Linked DNA regions of Mus musculus: all the other regions are linked to region 3. Evidence: chromatin loops called from intact Hi-C (ENCODE). Cell type or tissue: heart. All regions are shown on one strand. Region 1 overlaps Top2b (topoisomerase (DNA) II beta). Region 2 has its middle 47 kb from the start of Oxsm. Region 3 overlaps Nek10 (NIMA (never in mitosis gene a)- related kinase 10). Region 4 holds the start of Il3ra (interleukin 3 receptor, alpha chain). Region 5 has its middle 110 kb from the start of Gm31804. Region 6 holds the start of Slc4a7 (solute carrier family 4, sodium bicarbonate cotransporter, member 7). Region 7 overlaps Slc4a7 (solute carrier family 4, sodium bicarbonate cotransporter, member 7).

Region 1 (4,000 bases), 1.5 Mb after region 3:
CATGTGTACACTCTACATGACTAGTTACTTGGCCTTTGGTTGATCTTTCTCCTCTGGAATTTTAGGCAGTGTATTAATTGTATATAGTGTATATTATTTGATGACTCTTTTTTTTTTTTTTTTTTAGTAAGCATTCTCTTTTCCAATTTATTCTCATGCCAAAGGAACTTCTGTAAGGGAGGCAACAGTAAGGCTGAGGGACTTGAATCTTAATAGACTCCTGTCTATTAATTTTAGATTTAGTTCTATGCATAGTTTCTTAATGTATGCTATTGGTTCAGCATCTTCATTTTAAAAATTTAAATGTGGTACCACTTTGTCTTGATCCTGTAAGTTTTGACGTCTTTTTTTTTTTTTTTTGCTTTTATTTATCCCCATATATTTCCTAAGTTATTTTATGATTTCTTCTTTGATTCTTAAATAGTTTACAAAAAACGTTTTAGTCTGTATCTGTGCAGTAACTGATGGGAAACTAATAGAACTCCTTAGTATATGAGAATTGTTTTCTTGTATTGCTGTCAGGATTCTCTCCCTCGTGACTTTTTTTTTTATGAGATTGGGAATTGAACTCATTGCCCCCTGGATGGGCCTATGGCTTATCCATGGCGTTGGCAGTTTGATTATGTATCTTAGTACAGGTTCCTTAGGTTTGTGCTTGCTTGACTGTGAACTTCTTAAATTTGTCAATTTCTCTCCTCATATTTGGAAAGTTCTTCCTATTTTTATCTTCTCCTTTAGACATTGTGTAACATTCTGTTTGACTGATGATAGCCTGTGAGTCAAGTTCTTTTAATTTTTCTTAATTCTTTCTTTGGTGGTTCCTTTGTCATTGTCATTTCTTTCTTCATAGTTACTATTTTTTCTTGTGATTGGCCAAGTTGAGTCTTCATATATTTTAAGTTATTCTTCAGTTTTAGTAACAATGTTTGAGTCTTTTCATTTATTTTCTGTTTATCTCATTTTGTTTACTATTTTGCTGATTTTCTGGTTTTGTTGTGTATCTGGACAGTTCCCTGAGCTGCTTCTTACCTCCATCTCTCCCTTTCCTTTATCTTCTTGTTACCATTATTTTTTCCTTTTCTCTTTCTCTCCTGTCTTCTCCTGTCCCCTCCCCTCCTTTCCCTCCACTCTTCTCCCCTCCCCTCAACATCTTCTCTAAGCCTAGTCTAAACTTTATTTATAGCAGTCCTTCTGCCTTAATTTCTCAAGTTCTAGGATTACAGATGGGAGCACCCACAGCCCATGGAGATTTAAGTCTATCCCTTGGAAGGTTTTGTGTGTGTGTGTGTGTGTGTGTGTGTGTGTGTGTGTGTGTGTGCTTCCCCTTTTATTTATTTGTGTTGCTTTCTCTCAGGGTTAGCTCTTCTTAACAGTCTGGTTCTAGTCTGGGTGGTTTCTGCAGCTAGTTAGTCCATTCAGAGAGTCACGAGACTTTGCAAGCCATTTCTAGGGGTGTAGCGTCTCTGGGCTTGTTCATGGAAGAGCATTGTCTGTATCTTTATTTAGGGAACAGTCTGGGCAACTCCTCTGCCCTACTGTGTCCTCTCACACACACTGTAATAAGCCATGGTACTAGAGCTCCACCTAATGTCTATCCTTAGAACTACAGACTCTGGGTGCTGGACTAAATCATTTTGATTTCCTTTGTTCTCAGTTCAGCTACTGTTGCCAGTGCTAGATTCAAGAAAGACAGCAAACAGTCCCTGTGGTAGCACTTCTACTTTCCCTTTGAAGGGAAAACTCTGGGAAAGAAGTTGCATTTCCTCCCGTCCTGCCTTGCAGAGAGGGCTCCTGGGCGTGGATGTGGTTTTGTATTTTTCACTCAAGAGACAGGACCTCTTAAGCAGTCTCTGGATTTCTTACAAGGACGAGTGATTCATTTATTACAGTTTAGTCTGTGTTTCAGTAGGGAAGGGGGTTTGGGGTTTCCTAAACTTCAGTCTTGTTGACATTAAACTATGTGTTCTGATTTTTAAGGTTTAATTCTTTGAACTTGATAGGTTAGATTCTCACCTCTTTTTCTCTTATATCCATTTGGGAGTAGATAGAAGGTAGGGTGGTGGTGGTGGCAACCATTTGTTAAGAAGGTGCAGGAATGTGGTTAACTTGTTGAAAATGTTTTGAGATGCTGTCCATCTCCAGTTATCAGTGCAGTTTAGCAAAAACTCCTAAGGCAAATTTCAAAATCTAAATTATGTAGACACTGACTTCAGGTTGACTTAATATTGAAAATATTTTCATTTTGATGTATGTTTTAGAGTTATAAACTTGATGAGAAAGTTTTTTTTCCCTATGTGCTTGTTATAGGTTTGCAACCTTTATGCCAATAGTCACATGCATTGAGACGCCTTTCTAAGTTATTGATAGAAAATTACCTTCCTTTGAATTAATATGTCTCACATTTTAAAGTAATTAGAGAATGATTTTAGTGATTATGATCTTTGTGCTAACTATTCTGAGGACCTGTATAGGTTATTACTTCTCTCTTTGCTGTGATAAAATACCTGAGAACAAAGCTTGAAGAGGACAGAGATTAGAGTGGAGGGTCCAGTTCATTTGATTACAACAGACAATAATTACCTTGTAAACAATGGACCACCAAAATGGTAGCTGCAGCTACATGAAAATGTTCCCAGTTGGGAGATGTTAGTTAAATCCAGGACAAAATGGGGGTAACTCTGGGCAGTTCAGAGGGGAAGACAGGTGTGAGAGTGGCTCTAACTGTGGGACCAGGCCATACTGCAAGCTGATTGATCATATTACATGTGCATTCAGGAAGCATAGTGCTGGTGATGTCCTTGTTTTCTCCTAGTGTATTTACTTTACATAAGCTGCTCACAGTCAGGGTAGCTTTTTTCCATTTTTGTTAAACTGTTCTTGAAACATCCTCACAGATACATCCACAAATTTTGTCTTCTAGGTTATTCTACATTTCATTAGATTGACAATCCCATCACAGTATGCATTTTACAAATAGTTTATTGCTATAAACATCGTAAGCCGGGCGTGGTAGTGCACGCCTTTAATTCTAACACTGGGGAGGCAGAGGCAGAGGCAGGCAGATTTCTGAGTTCAAGGTCAGCCTGGTATACAAAGTGAGTTCCAGGACAGCCAGGGCTATACAGAGAAACCATGTCTCAAAAACCAAAAAAAAAAAAAAAAAAAAAACCAAAAAAACAACCCCCCCCCAAAAAAAACAAAAACCAAACAAACAAACAAACAAAAAAACCATTGTAATAGTTCATCTTTTTGGCCATTTAGTTTATCATCAAACTCTTGACAGAAATAGAGTATGGAAACCTTATGGAATTATTTTCTTTTGTACAAAGCTATTTTTAAGTGAATTAGCACTATTAATAGATAAGTATATAAATGAAAGAAAATATGACTATAGCAAAATTCAGTAAAATTAGTATTTTAAACATTATTAAGTGCCTATATATATATATATAAATAAATTCATGACCTTAAGAAATTACAGTTAATATTTGAATTCCCTAAGGTTTTTCTGTTACAAGTCCTATTTTGGTATGTTTGTTTAGATTACTCAAAAGGCATAGATTTTTATTTTGCAACATATATAGTGACATTTTAAAGATTTAATTTATGACATGATATTATGTTTATATTAAGAAACTGAAAATAGGCCATCCTAATTTCCTTTATTAATAAGATGCCATATTAGTCAGCATTCCCCAAAGCTGACTAATCTAAGAAGGAAATGCTCTGTTGCTGTGAAGAAAAGGGGGAGTCTTTAGACTTAGAAGTTTGGTTTGGTTCTCAGATGTTGTAGAAATAGTTACCATTACTTAGCTCTATATCATTGGAACTGGCAGAGGAATGAATCTATAGATGCTTTAGTATTAGGTCAACCTCAACTGAAACTGGCATGATCTACTAAGATGAGCAACCTGAGCACTTTCTAACCATGATAATCTTGGCCATATTGTATTTATTAACTACATCGACTATTTTGTGTGACCCTCAGAGCCATTCAGTT
Region 2 (4,000 bases), 1.3 Mb after region 3:
TGTCTGTCAAAAAAGGAAAGGGATGCCGACATTTTATTTTAAACATAAGAGAGATGAGCTATGTCACATTGTTCACAAGGAACAACTTCCGAACACTATCGATGATGTGGTGGGGGGGAAGAGGAGAGGAGACTCCATTGTGTGAGAGAGTCAGATCATCTATTTAATCTTGCCTGATGCCGTGTGGTGCCATGAATTTCCAACTCCAGTGAACAGCTTTTGCTATTTATCTTTAGGGGTATGCAAAGATATCCTGGGACTTTTAATAGACTAATATTCCCTCTTTGCTTACTCTCTTTAAAATAGTTCATTATTTGGTTGGTTGGTTGAGTGACTTGTGTGTGTGTGTGTGTGTGTGTGTGTGTGTTCCCATAAGCATGTCATAGCATGTATGTGATCAGAGGACATTTTGTTTGTAGGAGTCCATTTTATGTTCTTGTTTCAGGTGCCTTTCTCCAGTGAGCCCTTGCTCTGGCCCCTTGCTACTTCGCTCTTTATGATATTCTGTTTGCATACTGAGTTATCACATTAGGCCTCAGCCAATTCTGTCCTCTAGACCTGAGTACCATATTATACAACTTTAATCTTATCTGAGACCCAAAATTCAAGCTTTTTCTTCTCTATTTTGTTAATTAAGCACATCACTCATGAGCATGGCTATAGGTTTTGTCTTAGGGTTTCTGTTGCTGCACTGAAAAACCATAACATAAAACCAAGTTGGGGAGAAAAGGAATTATCTGGCTTACACATCAACATCAGTGCTCATCATTGAAGGGAGTCAGGATAGAAGCTCAATCAAGGCAGGAGCTGATGAAGAGGCCATGAAGGGGTGCTGTTTACTGGATTGCTTTCTTTAGATAGAACACAGGACCACCACCTCAGTATGGCACTACCCACAATGGGCTGGACCCACCCCCATCAATAGCTAATTAAGAAAATGCCTTACAGCTTTGTCTTGTGGAAGCATTTTCTCAGTAAAGGTTCTCTCCTTTGAGATAACACTAACCTGTTTGTCAGTTGACTTAAGACCAGCCAGCACAGATTTCCAGCTCTTACACCAGCTGAGTCAGCAAACATTCTGCAACAGTGATTCCTCCTACCAGTATCTTCACTGTCACTGAAAGCTCGGAGGAATGGCTCTGCATCTGACTTCCTTTCTATATGCCATCTTTTATCAACACTCCAATACTGAAGGTTACCAAAATCAGATCTCCAACTTAGAGGGCTGATATAAAAAACTCCAGAATGAAAACATATTGCTTCCCCTTTATTTCTTCTTATAGAAAAGGATAATGTTTAAGGAAAGTCAAAATATTCTAAAACAAACAATATGCTTCTTAAAACTAACGACACTCATGACTCTCGACCTCCATAGCACATGAGTTTTTGTGCTCTGTGCCCCTGATACCCGTGAGTGCTGGTGGCATTTGCAGTTCCAGAAGGTGGCAGTTTTTGCTTTAAAATTCATTTCCCAGACCTGCATTCACAGTCCTAAGCCTAGTAAAAACTAGAGAACATTTGTTGAACAAGTGTCCGTGCTAAAGTCTACAAGAACTGCAAAGCAAAACATTACATCTCTAGTACCCACTAACTTGCAATCCATGTCCTGCTTTTCTCCAGAACTCAGTTTCATTTGGAGAGTAAAATGAAAGAGTTTAGCCAGTGAGTCTTCAGGTTTTCATTGGCTCTTTTCAGTAGCTGTATCAGCAAACATAGAGGGTGTTGTTCAAGCAGGGCACAAGTAGCTTTCTACTTGTGAATGTCTCTTGCTGGAGAGACACCATAGGGAAATTTTTTGAGGAATGGAATTTCCATTTTTCATGGATTCTGCTGGTCTTGTCCTTAATAAGTAAACATGATTGTGCCTTTTGCACCACACCACGCCTATGCTACACGGGGTTTAAAAATTACAGTTTTTCAAGTTTGAAAGAATAAGGACAAATCAGGTCTACCTTGTGACATAAAAACATTGTTAGAAACAAAGTGTTATGTTGAAAACGTGACAAAGAAACATTTACTCAAACATTTTTAAAAATAAACTAGTTCAGTTTAAGTGAAAGGCCTATTAACCATCAAGGCTTTGGCTCCATCATGTGGCCGTTTGGATTTATTTTACTTTAGTGTTCATAAGATTTTTTGTTTTGTTTTGTTTTGTTTTCAAGATAGGGTTTTTCTATGTGGTCCTGGCTGGCCTGGAACTCTCTCTGTGGAGCAGACTGGTCACCAACACTGAGATCCACCTGCCTCTACCTCCCAATTGCTGGAATTAAAAGCATGTGCCGCCAATATTATTTACGAATTTAAAAGTGCGTGTATCTAAACTTTACAGCATAACATTTTGACCACTGTATATATTATGAAATGATTACTGCAATCAAGGTAGTTAGCATATCCATATGCTAATATCTCTCATAGAGACCCTTGTATATGACAATAAACCTTAAAATTGACAGTTCTGGAGCTGGAGAGACAGCTCAGCAGTTAAGAAGAGTATTTGCTGCTTTTACAAAGAATCCAGGTTCAGTTTCTTTCTTTCTTTCTTTCTTTCTTTCTTTCTTTCTTTCTTTCTTTCTTTCTTTCTTTCTTTTTCTCTTTCTTTCTTTCTTTCTTTCTTTCTTCCTTTCTAAGATTTATTCATTTATCTTACGTATATGAGTACACTGTAGATGTCTTCAGACATACCAGAAGAGGGCATCAAATCGTATTAAAGATGGTTACGAGCCACCATATTATAGTTACTGGGAACTGAATTCAGAACCTCAGGAAAAGCCATCAGTGCTCTTAACCACTGAGCCATCTCTCTAGCCCCGCAAGTTCAGTTTCTAATTCTCAGGTTGGCCACTTCACAACTGCGATCTGGCACCCACTTCTTGATTGACACACATAAACCCACACAGAAACATATAAATAACAAATTATAATTTAAAAGGCTAACACTCTTAAGAACACCATGTGCTGTTGTTACCTCTGTTAACTGTGCAGCACATACGTGTTCAGGAACACACTTATAACAAGCTTTGGACCTTGATAAATCTCTCCACTCTACAACCCTCTTCTTCCTCTTCCTCCTCTCCCTCTTTCTCTCTCTCTCTCCCTCTTTCCCTCTCCCTCTTCTTCTTCTTCACTCCTTCCCTCCCTCCATCTCTCTCTCACCCTTCCCCCTCTCTCATTTTCTATATTCTGCATTTCTGTGTGATCAAACAGTTTGTCTTTCTTTGCCTGGCTCATGCCCCTTAAGCATGAATGTAGTACAACTTTTTAAAACTTATCTCCAACTAGCTTACAAATGAATGAAACTCAGACTGTGGTTGTTTTATTTAACTTTAACAATTACTGGGATAACTCCTAGTCTACTTTTCTAACTGCTGTCCCAGCTACCTCCCCAGCAGTATACTTCAGATACTTGCTGTTTCTCCTGGCCATGTTCTCATGGTCAATCTCTTCTCATGACAGCTCTCTTTTCTCTTATTATTCTTCCTCCTTCTTCTGCTGGTCTCTCTTCTTTTTCCTCTGTCTTCTCCACTCCTAACCAATCCCACCTGCCTCTAATCTCTCCAGCAATTGGCTTTCACTGACCATTATTCAACCAATAGTTTTAAATCCGTGAACAGGGTTTATACAACAAAAGCTTATGAATATGAGAATTCACTCATAGGCCTAGACCTTTGGATACAGAAGTTTCCACTCCACCCACTCCACTAGTCCCTTACCCAAATTCATGACTTTTGGGTTTGTTTCATAACCCGTTTAGTTTTACTAGGGCCATCTGTGTGACTATTGGATTAGAACTCTCCATGATGCCCAAGAGGGTCACCAGTGGGTCCACAACTTAATGTAATGAGCCTCTCCTCACTGAATCTATAAACAGGAAAGAGTTGTCATGATGGTTACCTCACCCCCTATTCTGAGCCACTCCTCCATCCATGCTGGCCCATAATTATGCAGATCCAGTATAAGTATATGTAGTTGCTATGAATTTAACATTGCAATGGTTACTCAG
Region 3 (4,000 bases):
GCAGGGCCTTGGATGCAAAACAGTTGAGCTTACAAACCAGAACACACCATGTATGCTTAGCTACTGAGTTACTGCATAGGAACAGGAGAAAGACACCCTTAATGGAGTGCTGGGAATTTGAGAAAGACCACCCTCCAACTTCAGTCAGCTAAAGCCAACCTGTTGACACCCCTCAAGTCTGGCTTATTAAATCTAAAATGTAGGTTTTGTTTCATTTCCCCTTTCTAGAGCAGGCTTGTGTAGTCTAGGCTGGTCTTAGCCCTGCTCTGTAGTACAGACTGACCTTCAGGACCCGCCCCCCCCTTTCCTGGCTCCCTGTCCTAAGTGCTGAGATTAGGGGTGGGCCCCACTGTCTTCTGGGTTATTTTTATTATCATGAATATGTGACATAATCGCTCAATTAGCTGTCATTATGAAGGAGTATTGGAGGAAAACGGAGCGCAGGCGAGAAATGGGAATTCTTTCTGTAATCCGAGAAGATGCTGGTTCCTTTCCCAGCTCTCCTTGTTTGTGCATTTCTGTTTCTAAGTTCTAGGAAGCTGCCAGCCTCACTGCGCCCTGCAGTCATGTTTGCTTGGTGTCACAAACATGGTCTTTATTCATTGAAACCTATAGTTTGACATCACTAAGTTACAACAAAAGTCACCACTAATGGATTAGATCGCAAGAAGCCATCCCATCCGTTCAGAAACTCATCCTGTCCCCACTTGCTAGTTGATTTGGGTGCTAATTTGTTTAAGTGCGTTTCCTAAGAAAAAGGGTCCAGAAGAGGCCAATCAGGGTGCCACAGTTTAGATTTTGATGTCACTGAAGATTGTCCCTCCTGTGGGAGCCACCTGAACCAAAAAGAAGGATGTCATGGAATACAGAAGCCATAGGTACGGGAGTGAGAGACCCTGTCTGCTAAGAGGTGACAATGAGCACAGCACAGAGGCTTCGAACTACCAGGCTTAGAGAATGGCACAAGTTGGCATTATTCCCTGTTCCATGCAACTGCTGGTGACACCTTCCCATCCCAAGTGGGAAAAGCAGCAGAAAGGACACTTCCAGGGCTGAGGGACAGACAAATGTCACTGCTGCCTGGGAAGCCACATCCTGGCTACTCTGCTGCTGATAACCCTGAGACCGCTGGGTTGGTGTGAGTAGCAGCTACGTGGGCCCCACTCAGAGGGACACTCAGAGGCACAAACCATTTATAGACATCATGGCAATTCCTCTGAAACAAGACACTTTACCTAGAAACTACATTCTAAATAAATAGTTGGAGACATTTTACACCATTTTTCTTTTTTAGAACTTTCTCCCTCCCTGTGTAGCTGAGGCCCAACCCTGGGGCAGAGCATGCTAAGGGAATCGTTAAGGAACTGATCAGTCCTAAACCTGTCCACTGCCCATTAGGAAGTGCAGCATCTTCTAGCCTGGTTCACAAAGGCATGGAGGACACTGTCTCTTTCATTAACTTAAAAAAGTCATTTAAAACCTTAAATGGCAGCTGGCAGTCTTAGATGAAACTTCAGTGTACAAAAGCTTGTGTTTTGAAGAGTCTGATAAGTGTTTGCTATTTGTTTTCTTACAGCTTTATCATCCCAATGTTGTACGTTATTATAAAACATTTTTGGAAAGTAAGTATGAATTGCTTTCTAAGTAAGGAAACATATGTTTGTTATTTATATACATTTATATTATGTTGGCAGAAAATAAACCCATTCAGCTATTTTCTACTGGCTTTTATTATTAGGCATTGCTTTCTTAAGCAGTAAAATAATTTTTTAATTGATGACCTGAGAATACTTAAAATATTTTGATCTGTATTATATAGAGGCACAGTGTGAATAAACAAAAATAATTAAATTATTGTACAGAAAAGGAACTGTAGAAGAAAAAGAGAAAAGAGAACTAAAGCATGATGTTTTATTTTTCTTTTTGCAAGCTCACAGCAGCATCTAGTGGCATTTTCCACCCCTAATAAAATGGATTGGACTCCGCCTTCAAGGTTTTTTTTTTTTTTTCTCACAAATTTCAGTAGATGCCACCAGGTGGCGCCAGAGTCCTGGCTGAGCCTGCAGGCTGGCTGGCTTGTTTCCTGCTTGTGGGATGGAGAGCACAGTCAAACAAAGCCAAACTCAGTCGCTTGTTTACAAGTGAAGGAAGTATTGAACTTAACCATCTGTAGCATAAAATCCTGAAGTATTAGCCGGGCATGGTGACTCAGTCCTTTAATCCCAGCACTTGAGAGGCAGAGGCCGACTGTGTGTGTTTGAGGACAACCTGATCTACATAGTGAGTTTCAGGCTGGGCATGGCTGCATAGAGAGACCCTGTCTCAATACTAAACAGAAGCTGTTCTGTATGCAGCTCAATTGCTATGTTTTTACCCATTTCCCTTCTTTAAGTGATTTAGATGGACTCCTTCCTCCTTACGTGCTAGTTCTTAATATCGGGATTATTCCTGTAATTAAAGCTATCAGATTTAGTTCCTGACTTAGACTGAAGTAAGTACAAGTCATTACAAAAACAAAACACTTAACCTGACGACTTCCAAAATAAATTGAAGGAAACTTAAAATATGTATAATATTACCAAGTTATAAACTATGATGAAGAAGACTATAATTTGAGAAAATGAAAACAAACAGCTAAGCATAGTGCAGGCAATATGTATTTCTTGGAATGGTGAAACTTGGGAATCTATAAATGTCCGTAAGAGAGATGCTATATGGTTTATTCATTTTTGCAATCCTGTGAAAGGCAACAGGAAGAACAGTGTGCTTACATTCATGCTGCAGTGTGAGACTGGTGGAGAAGCCAGTGGGCAGGATGGGAGATGTCTGTCCTTTGCAGGCAGATTGTGTATGTGTGTATTTTGTGTATGTCCAACAGTCAGAAAAGACACATGTCACATATCATTATTAGTAGTTCAAATTGGCTTTAAAGGAGTGTATTCAGAGAACAAAAACAGCAACAAGAAAACCAAAAACCCAAACAGTGCTAAACCCTTGTAAACCCTAACATAAAATCAGAGTCCAGGTCTCTCTACTCGAGAGGGGCCTAGCAGTAATCTCTGTCATGGGTAGGTGCTTTAGTCTGTGTTATTGCAACATCATAGCGTGATCCGTGGGTAAGTTTGTATGACATAATCTATGTCACCATACAAAATGCAATTTATAATGCGGTTTTCTGAACGTCTTATTTGATCCGAGGTACTAAGAGGCAGGCCTCGTGACTTGAGACAGTTGGCTTACTGTCTTTGACATGGTTCAGGCATTCTATGGTATAAGCAGAAAATGATTATGCTTGCCAGAGAGGAGAAAGTCTGGAGTCAGAGGAAGTTGCTGCTAGGCTGTGACTGCCCCAAGGGCAGCTCTGTGCTCTGCCAGCATTCAGTGGATCCTGACACTAAGTTTTCCGTTTTGTGCTCCAACACTCCTTGGAAAGCCCGGGTTCTAATTTGTGAAGGTTTTCCAGGGCTTTATACTGACTTTACATTTCTGTGACTCCTTTTTGCTTTTGCATAGATGACAGGTTGTATATCGTTATGGAGCTGATAGAAGGAGCCCCACTTGGAGAGCACTTTAATTCTTTGAAGGAAAAACATCACCATTTCAGTGAAGAGCGACTGTGGAAAATATTTATACAGGTACACTACACCCTTCATTGAAATTTTCTTTATACAACAAAGTTCTGAGCTACCTTAGAGATACACTGTTGGTTACGTATATGGCAGGAATCAAATTTGCTTCCATTCTTGTTTCAAGCTGTGCTTAGCTCTTCGGTATCTGCACAAGGAGAAGAGGATTGTTCACAGAGATCTCACGCCAAACAACATTATGCTGGGAGATAAGGACAAAGTGACAGTTAGTAAGTATAAAAGTCTTCAACTTTTTAACTGAAGAAGTTCTGAATGTCAGTTGAGAAATGCACCCCATTTCAGAGTGGTGGTGCTTGTCAGTAGAACTTTTGGCATAGATGGAAATGTTTTCTCTGAGTTGTCCAGTGGAGTGA
Region 4 (4,000 bases), 520 kb before region 3:
TCATGAGATATGCTTTTAAATCTGGGTCTAGCTTTTCCGGTGTGTTGGGGTATCCAGGACTGGCTGAGGTGGGAGTGCTGGGTTCTGATGATGGTGAGTGGTCTTGGTTTCTGTTAGTAAGATTCTTACGTTTGCCTTTCGCCATCTGGTAATCTCTGGAGTTAGTTGTTATAGTTGTCTCTGGTTGAAGCTTGTTCCTCCTGTGATTCTGTTAGCCTCTGTCAGCTGACCTGGGAGACTAGCTCTCTCCTGAGTTTCAGTGGTCAGAGTACTCTCTGCAGGCAAGCTCTCCTCTTGCAGGGAAGGTGCACAGATATCTGGCATTCGGACCTGCCTCCTGGCAGAAGATGAAGGCCTGAAACAGGGCCTGTCCCAGAAGGTGTGTAGCTCTGTAGTCCGCACTCTCACCTGCATAGACTAGTCCCTGAGGGATCTGGGAACCAAGATGGCTCTCCCAGGTGCTCCGGCAAAGCCCTCCCAGGCAGGGCAGACACCTGTCCTCTTGCAGGGAAGGTATTGGATGTCTGGAGCCTGAAATGGGGTCTGCCCCAGAAGCTGTGTCACTTCTGCCTGTCCCAGAAGCTGTGTAGCTTCTGTAGTCTGCACTCTCACCTGAGCAGACTAGTCTTTAGGGATCCGGGAACCAAGATCCATCCCTTAGTTTCTTAGTCATCCCCAAGATCTAAACAACTTTAAAAGTCCCATAGTCTTTACATATTAAAAGTTCAATCCTTTAAAATATACAATATTTACTGGCTGGTTTTGTGTCAACTTGACACAGCAGGAGTTATCACAGAGAACAGAGCTTCAGTTGAGGAAATGCCTCCATGAGATACAACTGTAAGGCATTTTCTCAATTAGTGATCAAGGGGGAAAGGCCCCTTGTGGGTGGGACCATCTCTGGGCTGGTAGTCTTGGTTCTATAAGAGAGCAGGCTGAGCAAGCCAGGGGAAACAAGCCAGTAAGGAACATCCCTCCATGACCTCTGCATCATTTTCTGCTTCCTGACCTGCTAGAGTTCCAGTCCTGACTTCCTTGGTGATGAACAGTAATGTGGAAGTGTAAGCTGAATAAACGCTTTCCTCCCCAACTTGTTTCTTGGTCATGATGTTTGTGCAGAACAGAAACCCCGACTGAGACACAATATCTTTTAAAATCCAAAGTACTTCCTTCAAGAGCAAAAAATACCAGGGCACAGTCACAATCAAAAGCAAAATTTAATCTCCAATTGTCCAGTGTCTGGGATCCAACTCACGATCTTCTGGGCTCCTCCAAGGGCTTAGGTCACTTCTTCAGCCTTGCCCTTCTAGGCTCCAGCCGCCTGTACTCCACTGCTGCTGGTCTTGGTGGTCATCTCATGGTCCTAGAATCTCCAAAACACTGCATGATCTCTTCAGTCCTGGGGCGTCTTTTGCAACTGAGGCTGCACCTCACCAATGGCCTTCCATGGCCTCTCATGGTGCCAAGGCTCAGCTGCTTTGCGTGACCACTTCATTCCTTCAAAACCAGTACCACCTGAGTGACTCTTACACATTACTAAGTCCAGGTTCAGCACGAGGTACAACCTTGGCTATTTCTGGAACACAACCTCTGTGCTTTCAGAAAACACTTCCCAGAAGATGTCACCTCAACGATGCTGGTCTCTTCTTAATCACTGCTAATTTCTTAGCTCCAGCTAACCAGCATCAATAGTCCCAGTAATGCAAAATTTTTGCTTTAGTAGTTCTGGTATCTTGTTAATCACAGCTGATTCTTCAGCCGCAGCTAACCAGAACCACAGAATCTTCATAATGGTCCTGAAAAGAGTAACAATGGTCCTGAAAAGAGTCTTTAACTTTCCCTCTGAAATTTCACAAGCCAGGCCTCCATCGTCTGCACTGTTCTCATCATTATCTAACATCCCACAGAGCTGTTAACACGGAATGCATCTTCTGGCCTGAAGCTCCAAAGTCTGTCCTGGTCCTCCCACACAACCAGGCTGTCACAGGCATAGTCGTCCCCACAGGGCCAGGCTGTCATGGGGATGAAGACCCCACTGTGCTGGTACCCGTCTGTCTTAGCGTCTGTCTTACCTGCTGAGCCACCGACCGTTCGTCCATCCAGCCTCTCCCTCTCCCCCTCCCCCCAACCCCACCCCACCCCACCCCACCTCACTCCACCCCAGGTTCATTTTTAAGGCAGAGCTGTGAGGATCAGCAAAGGGCTACTTTCAGCGGACGCACGCGTCGTCCTGCAGGGGGCACCAACCCCGGGACTCGGATCAGGAAAGGTCACGTGACGCGGTGGCCAGGATGGCGGCAACAGCAGCTTCACTGCAGCACAGGACAAATTCTGCGCCTCTGCCCCGCCCCCTGCGTCTCCGCTGCGCGCGCGCCCCCGCATTAACAAAAACGGAAACGGAAATAAGGCGGCCTGTGAGGCATCCCCGGCCTATCCTGACCCTGCGGTCACTATGGAGGGGGCGGTGTGCAAAGCTCTGTGCGCGTGGGCCGGGTGGGGCGGCCTCCTAAGCACAGCTGTGACGTCCGCTGTGAGCTCTGCTCTCACAGAGTGTGTGGGGGGGGGGGGGGATGAAGACAGGGCAGGGTCCGCTCACAAGTTAAGTTCCGTGGGTCTCAATGGGATGCCTTCAGGCATGAGGCAGAGCTGAGGCAGGAGGATGGCAGGTAGTGAACAACCGCTACAAAGCAGGGGTATGATGGCAGCTGTCAGTGACTGCGGGTGTGAGTGAGGCAGGGGGATTCCCGTGAGTAACGAAAGAGCTGAGGCAGGGGGATGACTGCGAGTACAGTTGCAACGGATGACAGGAGAGCGACTTCCTGTCTGCGGCAGGACGTCACGCCCGCTCGCCCGTGACTGACGGGAACGACTTCCAGTTTCATTTTTTTTTTTTAATAAACGAACGCGATGACGCGGCCGGCGTGGCCGTGGCCGCCCATCACCCGCAATCGCGGTCATCCTCCCGCCTCAGCTCCGTCCATCCCTCCCGCGTGACTCCCGAGGCCCCGCCCCGCCCCCACTATCTCAGGAAGTTGCTCAATCTCGGGACCATGGGCGCGGTCGGGGCGGGGCGGGGCCTCTGGGGTCACGGGCAGGGTCGCAGTCCTCTGCCCTGTAAGCAGTTCCGACCCCCAGACCCCCGAGGACAGGAACGGACGCCGCCAGCGCCGTGGGCGCCACTCAGGTCCGGTCCGCGGGGTGGGCGGGGGTGGGCGGGGTCAGGGGGCGGGGCCTCGGCGGTCATCCCCCTGCCTCCGTCCTTCCTTCTGCTCACTGCCATCATTCCTGGCCTCAGATCCTCACTCACAGGCATTCCCCAGCCGTCGCTCCCTCCCTCTCTGCTTTTCTGTGTCCATCGTGATTATCCCCCTGCCTCAGAAACTAACTCGTGGTCATCCCCCTGCCTCACACTGTTTACTCGCGGGCGTCTCCCTGACTCCGTCCCTCCTTCCGCTCACTTGCCAGCATCCTCCAGCCTCCGTTTCTGCTTCCGGTCACCGCTGCCATCCCTCTGCCTTGTCATCTGCACTGATGGACATGCTCCTGCCTCATGCTGTTCACTCCTGGGCATACCCATACCCCTGCCTCGCGATGTGACACTGGGGACAGTGAAGCTGAGGCAGGGGGATAACCGCGAGTGAGCAGCTGAGGCAGGGGAATGACCGCAATGGACCATGACAGGAACCAGAAGCATCGTGAAGGGGTCGGGATCAGGAGGTGGAGTCCGCTTGCGCCCCGGCCCCGCCCCTCACGCCCCGGCCCCGCCCCCAGGCCTCCGAGGCTCCAGCCCCGCCCTCCTATCATGGCCGCCAACCTGTGGCTCATCCTGGGGCTCCTGGCATCCCACTCTTCAGATCTGGGTAGGTGTCTTCATGGGGCAGGGCCTATGCTCGGGCCACGCCCCCCACTTCCTGTCGGTCGGGGCCCCACCCCCGGGTGTCTCACAAGACTCAGGCCCAGCCCCCTGGCGAAGGATGGTGTCACCTGTCAGTCACCCAAT
Region 5 (4,000 bases), 1.0 Mb after region 3:
TACAATTTAGCCATTGCCATGTGTGTCTATATGAAGAAAACTGGGCTCTGAACACCAGCACAGAGTGAAAAGGAAGAAAAGGACAGAGACAGCATTTCTACGGGAAGCCCTTGGAGTTCATAAAAGACTCAAGCATTGAGGCATGTCCCAATTCCGCTTCTAGCAGGACTGAGAAAGGTTCCCCACCACTGTCACATCTACAGAAACCATCGTGACCTAAACTCCTTCTGCTTTTCCAGGCCACAGATCTGCTCACGATGATAGATCAAGAAATTCAGGGATGCTGCCCTTCAATTATGAACCCACTGCTCAGAAGACATTAGCTCTCTCTCCTGTTGAGTTTTGGTTCTGTTGCTATGTATTATAATGCTAAATTCTGTTCCCCCAGGTCTAGTTGCTTCAAAATACAAATTCTCATGTATGTCAACTTTTGTTGTGCAAGCCTTGTTCCTTTCTTTAAAACTACTGGTTGAATAAAGATACCTACAACTTGTAGCTGATGATAGATCGTCATCGTGACGATCTATCGTCGTGAGCAGTTTTGTGGCCTAGGTATGCAAGGCTTTGGTTTCTGGACTTGGGGTCACAGGCAGATACCATATGGAAGAGAAGAATAGTAAAGAAGAAGACACCATGGGGTAGGTAGATCACATGACCATGTGGCTAGCCTGTTGGAGTAGCAGTGGCCCAGGCAGAACATGGCAAGTTTTATCTCAGGGTTATTGACAGGGAAGTAGACAAAATAGCATAGAGGATTGATATCTGCCCAAGTCTGGTGCTTTAAGGCGAATGCTTTAAGGCAAATTATTATAAATATAAATGGTTTGTGTCATTATTTGGGGACTAAGTGATCTAAGGTGGGGTGGAAACCTCAGTTAATATTTACCACAACACTCTCATGCCTTTATTAGACTGCAGCCTCCACACCTTGGTCGCTTCAACTTCCACAGCTGCTCCTTTTTAGCAGCCTGACTGACCCCAGGGAGTCTTTGCTTTACATTATTATTTAAAAAAAAATCTTCGAAGCTGGATTGAGTCTTTGTCATAGTAAACTTTAGGGTTATCATAGTTAGAACCAGTAAGGACTACACATTTCTGTGTAAGCCCTTGTGAGGGTTGGGCTTCTCTCTTTAGCCATGGTAGCCCCATAAGGATGCTTGTCAGAGTTAGCAGTTGCAGGCCAAAAGCATACATGTAGGTTTTCCAAATAGCAGCCACACCATATTCTAGAGCAGCCTAACCTGCACCTGTCTCACTAATGCAGAAACAATGTGGACAGCAATTTCTGCCTTCTGGTCTACTCCTAGCACAGTGCCAAATGAAAACCTCGAGAGGGACCCAAACAGACGTTAGAAAACAGTCTTCAGAATGTGTGTATCACAAATACTCCAGACCTGGTATTCAAATCCACATACCCTGTCCTGGTAAAAAGTACCCCTCCACGCATACCAGCACCTGCTATTCATTACCTCTGGGAGCCAAAAAGACAATTACAGTTGGCAGTTTCTCCAGAGAAGGAGCTCCAGGAACACAAAGAAGAAAAGGTACAGTCCAGAGTCCCTGTCATGACAAAAGGAGCATCAGTGTGCTGAGGCCTCTACCTGAGATGACCTGTGTCACCAGCCTTGGACCACGTCAATGGACAAAGTTTAAGATGGTGCATCCTGAACTCCCAAGTGTTCAGAGGCTCTGGGTGCATGTGAATTCCAGGGGGATTAAGTGAGGTACAGAGTACCTACCCAGATCTCTAGAGTGAAATGCACCTCTGTGTTTCCTGGCAACAAGAACTTGTCTCTGCTGCTCTCTAGGCATGCTTGCAATGTTCAGGACAGTCCTCATGATAAATTAATGAATACTAAAAACTATTCGTGCCTAGGAAGCAAGATGATTTTAAAATCCTGGGCATTTGCTCAGGAGTGTCACCACTGAATCTTTCTGAGTGGCTCTTTGTCATTGCCAGCTGTGCTGCATGGTGGAGGGTGGCTACAGCAGCCCTGGCTGATGCTCACAGATTCCCAGTTATAACAACTAAAAAGTCACCTCACCTCTCCAGATGCCTCCTGGCATACAGAAACTATCCTTAGTTGAATGCTGGTCTGAAGAAACAGAAAAGAAGATACAGGGACACCCTCAATATCAACAAATTCCGACAGAAGAATCCCAGATAGTGTGAAAACTTAGGCACAATATCCAGAAAAGAGGAAGAACACACCCACCAGGATTTCACTAGTCAAACTTTGGCCTAAATCAAAGTGATATGGAAAGTGAAAGATTGTCCAGCACATAAATGGACAGCATGTAAGAAGTTTCGAGATGTGAGTTTCAAGCTCCTTCACCTAGAGTGAGATAGTGCTGTCATCAGAACTCAGTTTCTCTTCAGTTGGACTCTGCTCTGCTGCATGATGGCTCCTCCTAGTGGTGGCAAAGCATTCACCACTACAAGTCTACCCTCCCATTGACTCAGCCAACCAGACAGGACAAAACATCTCTCAAAATTCTAAAGGAAATGGATTCCCACTGTGGAGTTCCTTTGTACCACCTTGGAGCACATGTCCACTCCCAACACAGCAGAACTCAGGGGCCACCCAGCAGTGAAACACTGAGAGAGTGGGTCTAATGAAATATGGAAACAAGAATAGGCTAATCCTACCCATAAAACTTAGATTAATGTTGGGGTACAGAAGGGTATCTAAAACCTCAAGATGATACTATTGATTGGGTGGTCAAAGAAACTGGCTATAACAGTGCAAATCAGCAGACTGTGCCTGGAGAAGGCAGGCACCCAGGGGGAAAGCAAAGCTAGATTCCAGTGCTGCCTCCAGGATACCAGCAGCTCACAGAGGATTCTGCTTACAGCTGTTTTATTTAAATTCTGTTTTGCCAGATATATGAGTACTTATTAAACATGAAGAGGTTTATGCATTCAAATAGCAACACTAATCTTCGCCCTGCCTGCCTCTATTTGAATACCTTGACTTTCCTTCTGCCCTTTCTGAAGATCCCCTCTGGTAAATTTGGATTTAGAACAGCCCTCCCAGCTCAAAAACAGGCACTTCTTATTTTCTGCTGCCCACAGCCAATGATCTAAGGGTCACAGACTGAGATATGATGACCACCAGAACCAGGCTAGGAACAGGAGAGGGAGAACAGTACCATGTTACCCTGGCAATGGAGGGTCATTTCAGTCTTACATAGCTAATGAGCAGTCTGTGCCCAAGAAAATGTATTCATACCCAGTAATGTGTATAAGCTGAGGTGTCCCTTCCCAGGCCATACTCCCGACCCATTCTATGTAGACTGTCTAATTTCATCAGTCCTAGCTCTGTTTGGAAACTTCTGCCTCTGGTGATTTGGTGCACCAAATGCATGAATTATACAAAAATGAAGTGAGTCTGTCAGTGTTCATAAATTTCAGGTTGTTTTCCACAGTACCTTAAAAACAATGACTTCTGTTTGAGGCAACACCAATCTGCAGGGACAGAGCATGATCTGCATCTGGGTCACTGACCTCAAGATTCTGGTGGCTCTTAGGAGTAGGCTCTTGGGTCCTCTAGTAACAGTAAGGACATACATCTCTGAATGACAAAATAGTCATTCATTTGCAAACCTAAGGATGACTTCAAGTGACACAGAGGGAGGTTGCTCTGCATGGGAGGCATCTGCATTTATTACTGTCATTTTCTGTTGGTTCTTCACTGCACAAGTTTGCAGGCCCTCTTCAGTGTATTAAAGAGAGCCTTGCCTCCATCTATGGTCTGCACACAGCACACTGAAGGTTTCAGGTCTGTGTGCTCACAATCCTAGCTCTACCTCCTACCAGTAATGACCCAAAGCCAGTTTCATATCTCTTTGACTCCCTAAAATGGGGCATGCCAGTCAGATTTTGCTGCCATTTACCAACTAGGCCTATGCAACACATGGCTGTGTCAGTAGACACTGCTATATTGTTTCTAGGTCAGTCTTTATCATCTGAAAACAATCGTTGTTTTTGCATCTGCTG
Region 6 (4,000 bases), 160 kb before region 3:
TAAGTACACCGTAGCTATCTTCAGACACACCAGGAGGGGGCGTCAGGTCTCAATATGGATGGTTGTGAGCCACCATGTGGTTGCTGGGATTTGAACTCAGGACCTTCAGAAGAGGAGTCAGTGCTCTTAACCACTGAGCCATCTCTCCAGCCCTTCACTTCTCTTTCTTTACTGACATCTTTTAAAATTATAGTGAGGTATTAGAATGGTACAAAAGAAATCTACATAGTAGAACCCCGAGTTACTTATTTCTACAAGTCTCCACTTCTTTTATCTGTAAAATGGGAACATAACACTATCCTACTCTATTTGGTGTGGTTATATAGAATGATATAATCTGAGTAATTTATAAAGAAAAAAAAATTCTCACAGCTCTGAAGATGGTGGGAGGACTGCATTTCATGAGAGAGACTTCTTCCTGTCTACCCGAATCTGAGAGCAGAAGGTCTGATGGACATTTGTGAGAGAGCAAGGGACACCTTTGCAGTTCCAGACCCATGGTTTATAATGTGCTCATGAACTCCTAAAGGCCTTGTGTCCTAAATACCCAACACCATTGCATTGGGGATTAAGTTTCCAATACAGTTTTTTAGGGGACACAGTCAAATCACACACAAATATACTTTATAGTATTGTGTGGATTAAAGAGGGGCCATATTTGCAAAATGTCACTGTCTGTAATTCTAGATCTTTTCAAATGGTAGCTGTTATTAATGGAAGCACACCTGTTCTTGGACAGTCGTGTGTGAGCCTGCCCTGTACCTCTCTGGGAAATTTAGAACAAAGCCAGGAGGGGTCTGGGACCCAAAGCAGTACCCAGTACACTTTGCTATTTATTGATAATGGGTTAGGGATGAGTCTTGACCTGATGATAAGTATTTCCTTTCATAATCGAATTTAGATTTTCTCAGCTCAACCTTTTATTGTCTTTTTTTTTTTTTTTTTCTTGAGACAGGGTTTCTCTGTGTAGCCCTGGCTGTTCTGGAACTCACTCTGTAGACCAGGCTAGCCTAGAACTCAGAAATCCTCCTGCCTCTGCCTCCCAAGTGCTGGGATTAAAGGCGTGCGGCACCACTGCCCGGCTCTTTTATTGTCTTTATCAACAACCTGTTAACAATAGTGATAAGCACACCACAAGTGACACACCTTCACAGAGGGACAGAAATGTATTTAATCCTTCAATGTCCATTTGTGATGGAGACCATCACCTCCACACCCAGGTAGATAGTAGACAAGCACCCTACCTATAGGGTCGACCCAAGAGTGGGACAGGTTGTGGAACTAGGCCAGTGCAGGGAGTGCACTAGGCAAGTTGCTAAATGTATCCCCTCTTTTACAGGGTCCACGATAGAGTTACCTCTAGGAGAGAAACTTGCAGAGGCAGAGAATGAATCTGGCGTCGTCCTGTTTCTCTCCTGCTTGTAAAACACGTGGTGAGGAGCTGAATGGGGTGATGACCCCATTCCACTTCGAAAGTCTGTAGAACTTCCGATTCGAAAAACCGAGTTCCACTCTCAGCCTCGGTCAATTAAGTCTTTACAAAGAGGGGCGGGGCCTCCGGGAAACTGACCTGGGGGGCGGGGGAGGCGACAGACCCTTCCGAGCTGCTGATTGGCTGATACGAATGTCTGTCTTCTTTTGTCTCCGCCCTACCTCCAAGCCCCTTAGCCACTGGAGGCGGTCGCTCGACGCCGGACCTGGTGCCTAACAGGCAGGGGGCGTGCTCCGGGGGGGGCGTGCCGGAGCGCGCCCCGCCCCCGCCCCCGCCCCCGCCCCCCAGCCCCGCCCCCCGCCCCGCCCCCGCCCGGGCGCCGCTGCCTCCTCCGCGCCGCGTCCTCTGCCCGTCTCAGTCCTCGCGGCACGCCGTTGCCTCTCTCTCCCGGAGAACGTCCCGCGCTCGCAGCGGTCGCCGCACTCCGGGGCCAGCTCTCGGCGGCCAGCGCTCCGCACAGGGTCTCCCTCCGCGTGCCCGTCTCTGCTGCGGTCGCGGCCTCTCAGAGCTCCGGGGCGGGCCATGGAGGCAGACGGGGCCGGCGAGCAGATGAGACCGCTACTCACGCGGGTAAGGAGCGGGGAGGCCGAGGCCCGCAGACAAAGGCGGCGTCGCGGCGGGGCTGCCGGCGGCCTATGCTGGCGGCCGCGCGCCGCCGTCGCCTTTGTGTGGCGGGGGTCGCAGGGGACGGCCGGCTTCGAGCCCTCGGGGACGCCTCTCCCGAGGACGCGTGTCCGCCGCCGCAGTGCCCGGCTCTCAGACGCGCGGCTCCGGGAGCCGTGTTCTCCCGCCGCGTGGACGCTGCCGTCCTTCAGCCCAGGCTGCTGTTCCTGCCGCCGCCGCCGCCTTCAGCCTGTGGCCGGAGTCGGGACCGGCCGTCGGGGCCGGCGCTCTGTGGCGTGTTGGGTCGCAGGCCCAGGAGAAGCACCGTGAGTGCAGTGTCCTCCTCCGGGCTCCATAGAAAGAGAATGGACCGAGAGAGACCCCAGTGCTCTGCGCCGCGCGTCCCCAGTCCAGCCGATCCCGCTTTCCCAGTGCAAGCAGCCTGAGTAAGGGCGGACTTGGGACGCGCAGAAACTGGGCTCTCATTTAAACGGGGGAGGGGGCGGGGGGCACACAAGTGGCCCGTTCTCTAGAAACAGGAACGTGTATGTGCCCTACAGAAGAAACTGCTTTCTCCTTTCAGAGTCTCTGACTCAAAGGATGTGGTGGTACTAATTTTCCTACTTCCAATTTTTACTCTGACCAGTGAAATGGGAGGGAAGGTTGCAGGGATGAATTTTCCAGTCTTTTCAAAACAAGGAAAAGGACATTTTGCCGGTTTTTTTTTTTTTTTTTTTTTTTTTTTGGTAGAATTTTCCTTAAGGCTCCCTCCTCTCGTTACTTTAAAAGTTATTGTGGAGGCCGTGGGCGGTGATCATTCATTACTTCACAGTATTCAAATATAAACTCTTTAAATATAAAGGAAAACTTCGGTCTTAAGACTGTGAAGTTCTGTAGTGGTTATGGGTTTGATGGGTCACAGTGATGAAGTACTGGAAACTCCTTAGGATTCTTTTTATGGCCTTTGAATGAACCTTCAGGACCTTCTCCAAGACTATCTGTCAAATACACTGTTGCTTGTTCTTAACCTTATTTGCACATTTTCAGCTGAACAGTAAACAGTATCAGTTTTCATAAACCTGGGTAAAAATGTTGTATTCTCTATCACAGTCTATTTAGGCAGAAGTCGTCATACACAGTAAGGCTATTGCCATTCATCCGTCCATCCATCCATTCATCCATCCATCCATCCATCCATCCATGCATGCATTCTGTGCAGTAGCTTATTGAGAACTTATTCTGTAGTGTCCAGAGTAGAAGCACTTTTTTCCGATAGAAGCTTCATTCAGAGGGGTGTGGGTGTGTGTCTACAATAAGGGACAGGATAGGGGACAAACAGATGGCAAGGAACTCAGTTCTGGTATTAGTACCATGATAGGAGAGTATTTTGGAAGGTCATACACCCTAAGTCTTTGGGAGAATAAAACTTGGCAATAATAAACTTACAGAAAGTAATAATAGAAATAAGGGGCTGGAGAAACGGCTCTGTTGTTAAGATCATTGGCTGCTCTTTCATAGGACCCAGGTTCATTTCCCAGCACCCACTTGGCAGCTTACAACTGTTTGTACTTCCTCTTCCAGGGGAGATACACCTTCATACAGACATACATGCAAGCAAAACAGCAATACAAAATAAATTATAATACAGAAATAAAATTGCTTCTAGTCTGGAAGCAGCAGTGACAATAGGTTAAAATAGTGGAGAGCGTTCTGCTTTTTGGAAGGTGGAAACATGCTCACTTTACTTTGGTAAGTGAAAACATAAAAATGAGATACTGTGATGTTTGTCAATTATAACTAACTTACTTTCTTTCTTTCTTTCTTTCTTTCTTTCTTTCTAGACAGGAACCCACATCGTCCCCAAGCAGGCCTCAACCTTGCTACAATCCTTCTGTTTTAGCCACA
Region 7 (4,000 bases), 150 kb before region 3:
CAAGGTTTTAAGGTTAATATTTGGGAAAAATGCGTTTTTCCCCATCTCTTGAAGTTTTTTTTTTTCATTAATGTATTTTGTGTGCTCATGAAAATACAGCACCTTACTATGAAATACCAAAACCCCACTAAAGGTCTTTTTCTGTTGTTGTCTTGAGACACTGACTTGTTTTGTAGCCCAGGCTGGCCTTAAACCTACAAGTAACCTTTCTGAGTTGCTGGGGTGATAGCATGTGCCAATATAATCTGAGGGCATCTTAATTTTTTGTTTTGAGATGAGTTTTAATTACTTTATTGTCCAGGCTGTCCAGGAATTTAGTACTTCTTCCTTAGCCCTTCCTAATGCTACCGTCACAATGTGGTCATTTGGGTATTGTTTTTCATTTAACCTGAAGTAAGGGTTTAAGTAGGTTATAAGTATTGAACACTAGAAAAATGCAAATCAGTTTTCATCAGTTTTATATGTTTATTCGTTTTTTGGAAACAATATGTATTTTACTTGTCTGCTATTCCTTGTGTGGTTTTTGCTTGATGGAAAGCATAGATTTTTATGTACATGACCAATGACAAGGATTTCCAAGCTCATATTTGATAACAGCTGTTTGCACTTTTCTGGAAATGCCGTAATTGTGCTATTTCTATTCCAACTTTAGAATTACTATATAGTAGGAACCTTTGGTGCTCATTGTAGGCATAATGTTTTTGTGCACTGGGGAAAGTTTACCCTTGTGTTATTCAAATGATGGTTTCTCTGCCCTCATATCTTTTTTCAATTGGGACACTTAATTGTAATGCTTACAACAACAATCTCCTGGCTCAAGTTTGTGTCAACAGTTCTTACCATTGATTCTCTGCCTTGTCAATGAATGCAGATCACCTAATGGGTGGGCAGAATACAGAATAGGGTGGAACATCTGCCAATCAGAGGAAGGAGATAGGGGAGAGACGGAGATTTATATCATGGAGGAGGATGGAGGATTTGGAGCCATAAGGAAGAGGTCCAGAGAGAGATCATGGAAACACACCTGAAACCCACAGAGGCAGATCAGTGATAATAATAATATGCACATATCATGGGATGGGGCTGGGAGGTAGCCAGATTGGTTTAGGGAGTAAAGGTAGATCATTTAAATAATCTCAAATGACTGTTAGTTTATCTGTGTAATTATTGAGGACTAACAGGAAGAAAATATAGCACCAGATTAAATCACTGTTTACATTTCTAGTAAGAGTACTTTTTTATATAGTTCATCTGCTTTTAGTTTTGTCATTTGGGGTTTGTGGACTCTCTTTGTGACTGAAGTTGGGCCCCTAGCCTCATGGTGCGTTCCTCAGTGGGGCCTTTTAGGAAGAGTGAATGTTCTACTCCAATTGTCAGTCTGTCCAGGAGGAACTGCCGTGGGTAGTTTTGCACACGCACCTGCAGGGTATAGTTTCTCTTGGGAATATTTTTGCACTTGGTCTCCAATTTCCTAGGAATTTAAGATTCATTCAGAGTAAATTTAGCCCTCATTCAACTTTAATACTTTGTTTAGCTGTTTTATTTAAAAAAATAGGAAATTTGAGAAGTCATCACAAGTTCTTACAAACTCTTTCAAAATATGAGAAAATTAAAAGGTGGCACAACACATGTAACACACTCACAGTCAGTTTTCACACACAGTCTTACCACCACCAGATGGCCCCAGGCAGCCAACACAGCTTATGTATCCTCCTGCCTGCTGCAGTTTCTTAAGTGCTGGATTATAGACAGGCATGATTATTACCCTGTTGGCTTTATGCATTCTACTGCAATCCAGTTATTTGACTAATCTGTTTAATTAAAATCTATAATCTTAACCTTATTTAGAAGGATCCAGAGTAGAGACTCAGTTGTGAGAAAATGGAGCTGAAGCCAATGAAAACAGTGGTTTCTGGGGGACCTGAGAAAGAAATACATGTCAGACAAGAAGGTTAGAGGTAGCTACTCCCTGAGATCCTGTCCTCATTGCCCTTTAGTGTTTGCTTATCATTTCTTGGAGCCCAACTCTGTGCTCTCAGAAAGAATCTGGGAAGTTTAAACACGGTGCTAATAGCTAGAAAAAACAAGAGAAGAATTTCTGTTTTCTTACTGAGATAAGAATTAACAAATATGAAATAGTAATAAAGAATTCAGATTAAAGCATTGTCAAATTATTATGCAGCCGAACTGGCATCTTTACAAAATTAGAGCAAATGTTTGCTGCCTGCATTCAAAGCTACTCTTTGCAGCTTCTTTTGGACATTTACTTCAACAACCCATGTTCAAATGATAATTCGTAGTCAACAGTCTCCATGCTGAACAGATCATACACTAAAATTGCAAGTACATTTATAAATAATTTTAGCAAATGTTTTACTTAACATTCTTTAAAGCGCAGAGATCCTAAACATGTTCCCAGTATTCTTTTTATATTCTCTAACGATATAAAAATATAAATACCTCTTGGTTGGGCCAGGTGGCACAGACCTGTAATCCCAGCCACTTGGGAGGCCAGAGAACATTACAAGTTGAATCCCCATAGGCACCACAGTGAGTTCAGGGCGCTCTGGGTAACTTACTGAGACCCTATCTCATAACAAAAAGTAACAAGGGCAGGGCTATAGCTTGGGACTATTCTTTTTTAGCATGTGTGGGGCCCTAATGATAGTAACAGAACTAATAGTGTCAGAAAATAAGAAGTGAAGAAAAACAACTCAGAGGTCATCAGACCAAAGATTTGGCTCTGGGTGATTTCTTGACCCTTCTTACATATTTGTTAGCACAAAAGCAAATTTTATGAGCGTAAACAGAAGAAGTTAAAGAATAGGAAAGTGAACTGGACTAAGGCAGGAAGATTGCCAGCTTGTAGCCAGTCTGGGCTACATTGTGAGGCTCTGTCTCGAGAGAATATTTGAAGAATAAAACAGGGGAGAATAGTATAATAATAGAGGAATTTCATAGAATCTTTGGGAGGTTTAAGTGAATCGAGAGAATATTTGAAGAATAAAACAGGGGAGAATAGTATAATAATAGAGGAATTTCATAGAATCTTTGGGGGGTTTAAGTGAATGCAGGTGATATTATTCATCTGGAAAACTAATAGGAACTATAAAACAAGTACCCATTTCTAAGAAGTAATAAATAGAATTATTTTTTTCAATATCAGACTTTGTTATTCACTCATTTAATATATTTATCAAGGAGCAGAGATACAGTATTTCAAGACTCAAATAGAAAAAAATATGTTCAAGTCTAGTAAGTTGAGAATGGTTGAGTTGAACAGGAAGGAAAAGTACACAGAGGTGACTCAGTATTCAGAGCACTAGGTGCCCTTCTAAGCACATCTGTGGCAGCTGTTAATCCCTTGCAACCATGTGGTGCACAGACATACATGTAGGCAGAACACGCATACACGTAAATAAATAGCAAAGTAGACCACAGACAATGGTAGAGAAGGGAAGTAAGGTAGACCTTTGGCTTAGATTCAGTCTGAGACCTGTGGGTGTAAATTGGGGACAGCACTATCTCCTCAAGAGAATGCTAGAGACAATTCTGTGGAGGTTGGAAGCCAACTAGAAAATTACATTTTCCAGGCCAGCGAAGATAGAGGCCTGAACTGTGATGATCAGAGAAAGTAAAAGGAGAAGCAGGGTGCCTTAAGATTCTTAGGCAGCTGAATCCACTATATTTGGCACTTGAATAAAATAATAGAAAATCATTGGACAATAGTCATATTTCTACTAAGCAGCCAAACAGGAGTGCCATATTTACTGAGGTAAATGCAGAGAAAACAGTGTTAATTTAAGTTACCTTCAAGATGATTTTCTAGGCCTCAAAATAGGCCTCTCTTGTTGTTTTGAGACAGAATCTTCCCTTTATAGCCCTGACTGTTTTGGTGCTTTTAATGACCAATGGTTCTCCTGCTTCAGCTTCCATATTGTTAGGATTACATAGATGTACTCCTGTCTTAGGATTCAGTGTATCTTAAACAGAATTGAGC

The links. Peaks named below come from ENCODE experiments on the same cell type or tissue, not always from the same donor. Only the 100,000 strongest peaks of a DNase experiment are listed, where the experiment ranks them.
Region 1: a loop joins it to region 3, with 5 times the contacts of the local background. A loop is called at or near these places in 7 of 42 quality-filtered maps.
Region 2: a loop joins it to region 3, with 9 times the contacts of the local background. A loop is called at or near these places in 15 of 42 quality-filtered maps.
Region 4: a loop joins it to region 3, with 5 times the contacts of the local background. A loop is called at or near these places in 4 of 42 quality-filtered maps.
Region 5: it touches region 3 in a loop (4-fold over the local background); 3 of 42 quality-filtered maps call a loop at or near these places.
Region 6: a loop joins it to region 3, with 3 times the contacts of the local background. A loop is called at or near these places in 10 of 42 quality-filtered maps.
Region 7: a loop joins it to region 3, with 12 times the contacts of the local background. A loop is called at or near these places in 10 of 42 quality-filtered maps.

The regions. Positions count from the first base shown.
Region 1 is chr14:16,378,808-16,382,807 of GRCm38, forward strand. The region is part of intron 1 of Top2b (topoisomerase (DNA) II beta); the gene reads left to right. Among named protein-coding and RNA genes, the nearest start is that of Top2b, 16 kb to the left of the region's middle. In heart, a CTCF peak has its summit at 1,588; no DNase peak of the experiment used is centred here.
Region 2 is chr14:16,194,630-16,198,629 of GRCm38, forward strand. No RefSeq gene overlaps it. Among named protein-coding and RNA genes, the nearest start is that of Oxsm, 47 kb to the right of the region's middle. In heart, a CTCF peak has its summit at 2,073 (motif pointing left); no DNase peak of the experiment used is centred here.
Region 3 is chr14:14,861,880-14,865,879 of GRCm38, forward strand. Nek10 (NIMA (never in mitosis gene a)- related kinase 10) reads left to right here. Exons shown (of 35, transcript NM_001195229.1): 19 at 1,577-1,622; 20 at 3,514-3,635; 21 at 3,754-3,856. Among named protein-coding and RNA genes, the nearest start is that of Nek10, 43 kb to the left of the region's middle. In heart, a CTCF peak has its summit at 2,040 (motif pointing right); a DNase peak (open chromatin) is centred at 2,112; H3K27ac peaks cover 402 bases.
Region 4 is chr14:14,343,329-14,347,328 of GRCm38, forward strand. Il3ra (interleukin 3 receptor, alpha chain) reads left to right here and starts at 3,167. Exons shown (of 12, transcript NM_008369.1): 1 at 3,167-3,184; 2 at 3,682-3,860. The coding sequence starts at 3,803. In heart, a CTCF peak has its summit at 2,252 (motif pointing right); DNase peaks (open chromatin) are centred at 2,343, 2,863, 3,573 and 3,943; H3K4me3 peaks cover 2,127 bases; H3K27ac peaks cover 1,947 bases.
Region 5 is chr14:15,879,043-15,883,042 of GRCm38, forward strand. No RefSeq gene overlaps it. Among named protein-coding and RNA genes, the nearest start is that of Gm31804, 110 kb to the left of the region's middle. In heart, a CTCF peak has its summit at 2,411 (motif pointing left); no DNase peak of the experiment used is centred here.
Region 6 is chr14:14,701,219-14,705,218 of GRCm38, forward strand. Slc4a7 (solute carrier family 4, sodium bicarbonate cotransporter, member 7) reads left to right here and starts at 1,807. Exons shown (of 26, transcript NM_001360504.1): 1 at 1,807-2,062. The coding sequence starts at 2,015. In heart, CTCF peaks have their summits at 1,667 and 2,315; a DNase peak (open chromatin) is centred at 1,633; H3K4me3 peaks cover 2,505 bases; H3K27ac peaks cover 1,651 bases.
Region 7 is chr14:14,712,641-14,716,640 of GRCm38, forward strand. The region is part of intron 1 of Slc4a7 (solute carrier family 4, sodium bicarbonate cotransporter, member 7); the gene reads left to right. Among named protein-coding and RNA genes, the nearest start is that of Slc4a7, 12 kb to the left of the region's middle. In heart, a CTCF peak has its summit at 1,682 (motif pointing right); no DNase peak of the experiment used is centred here.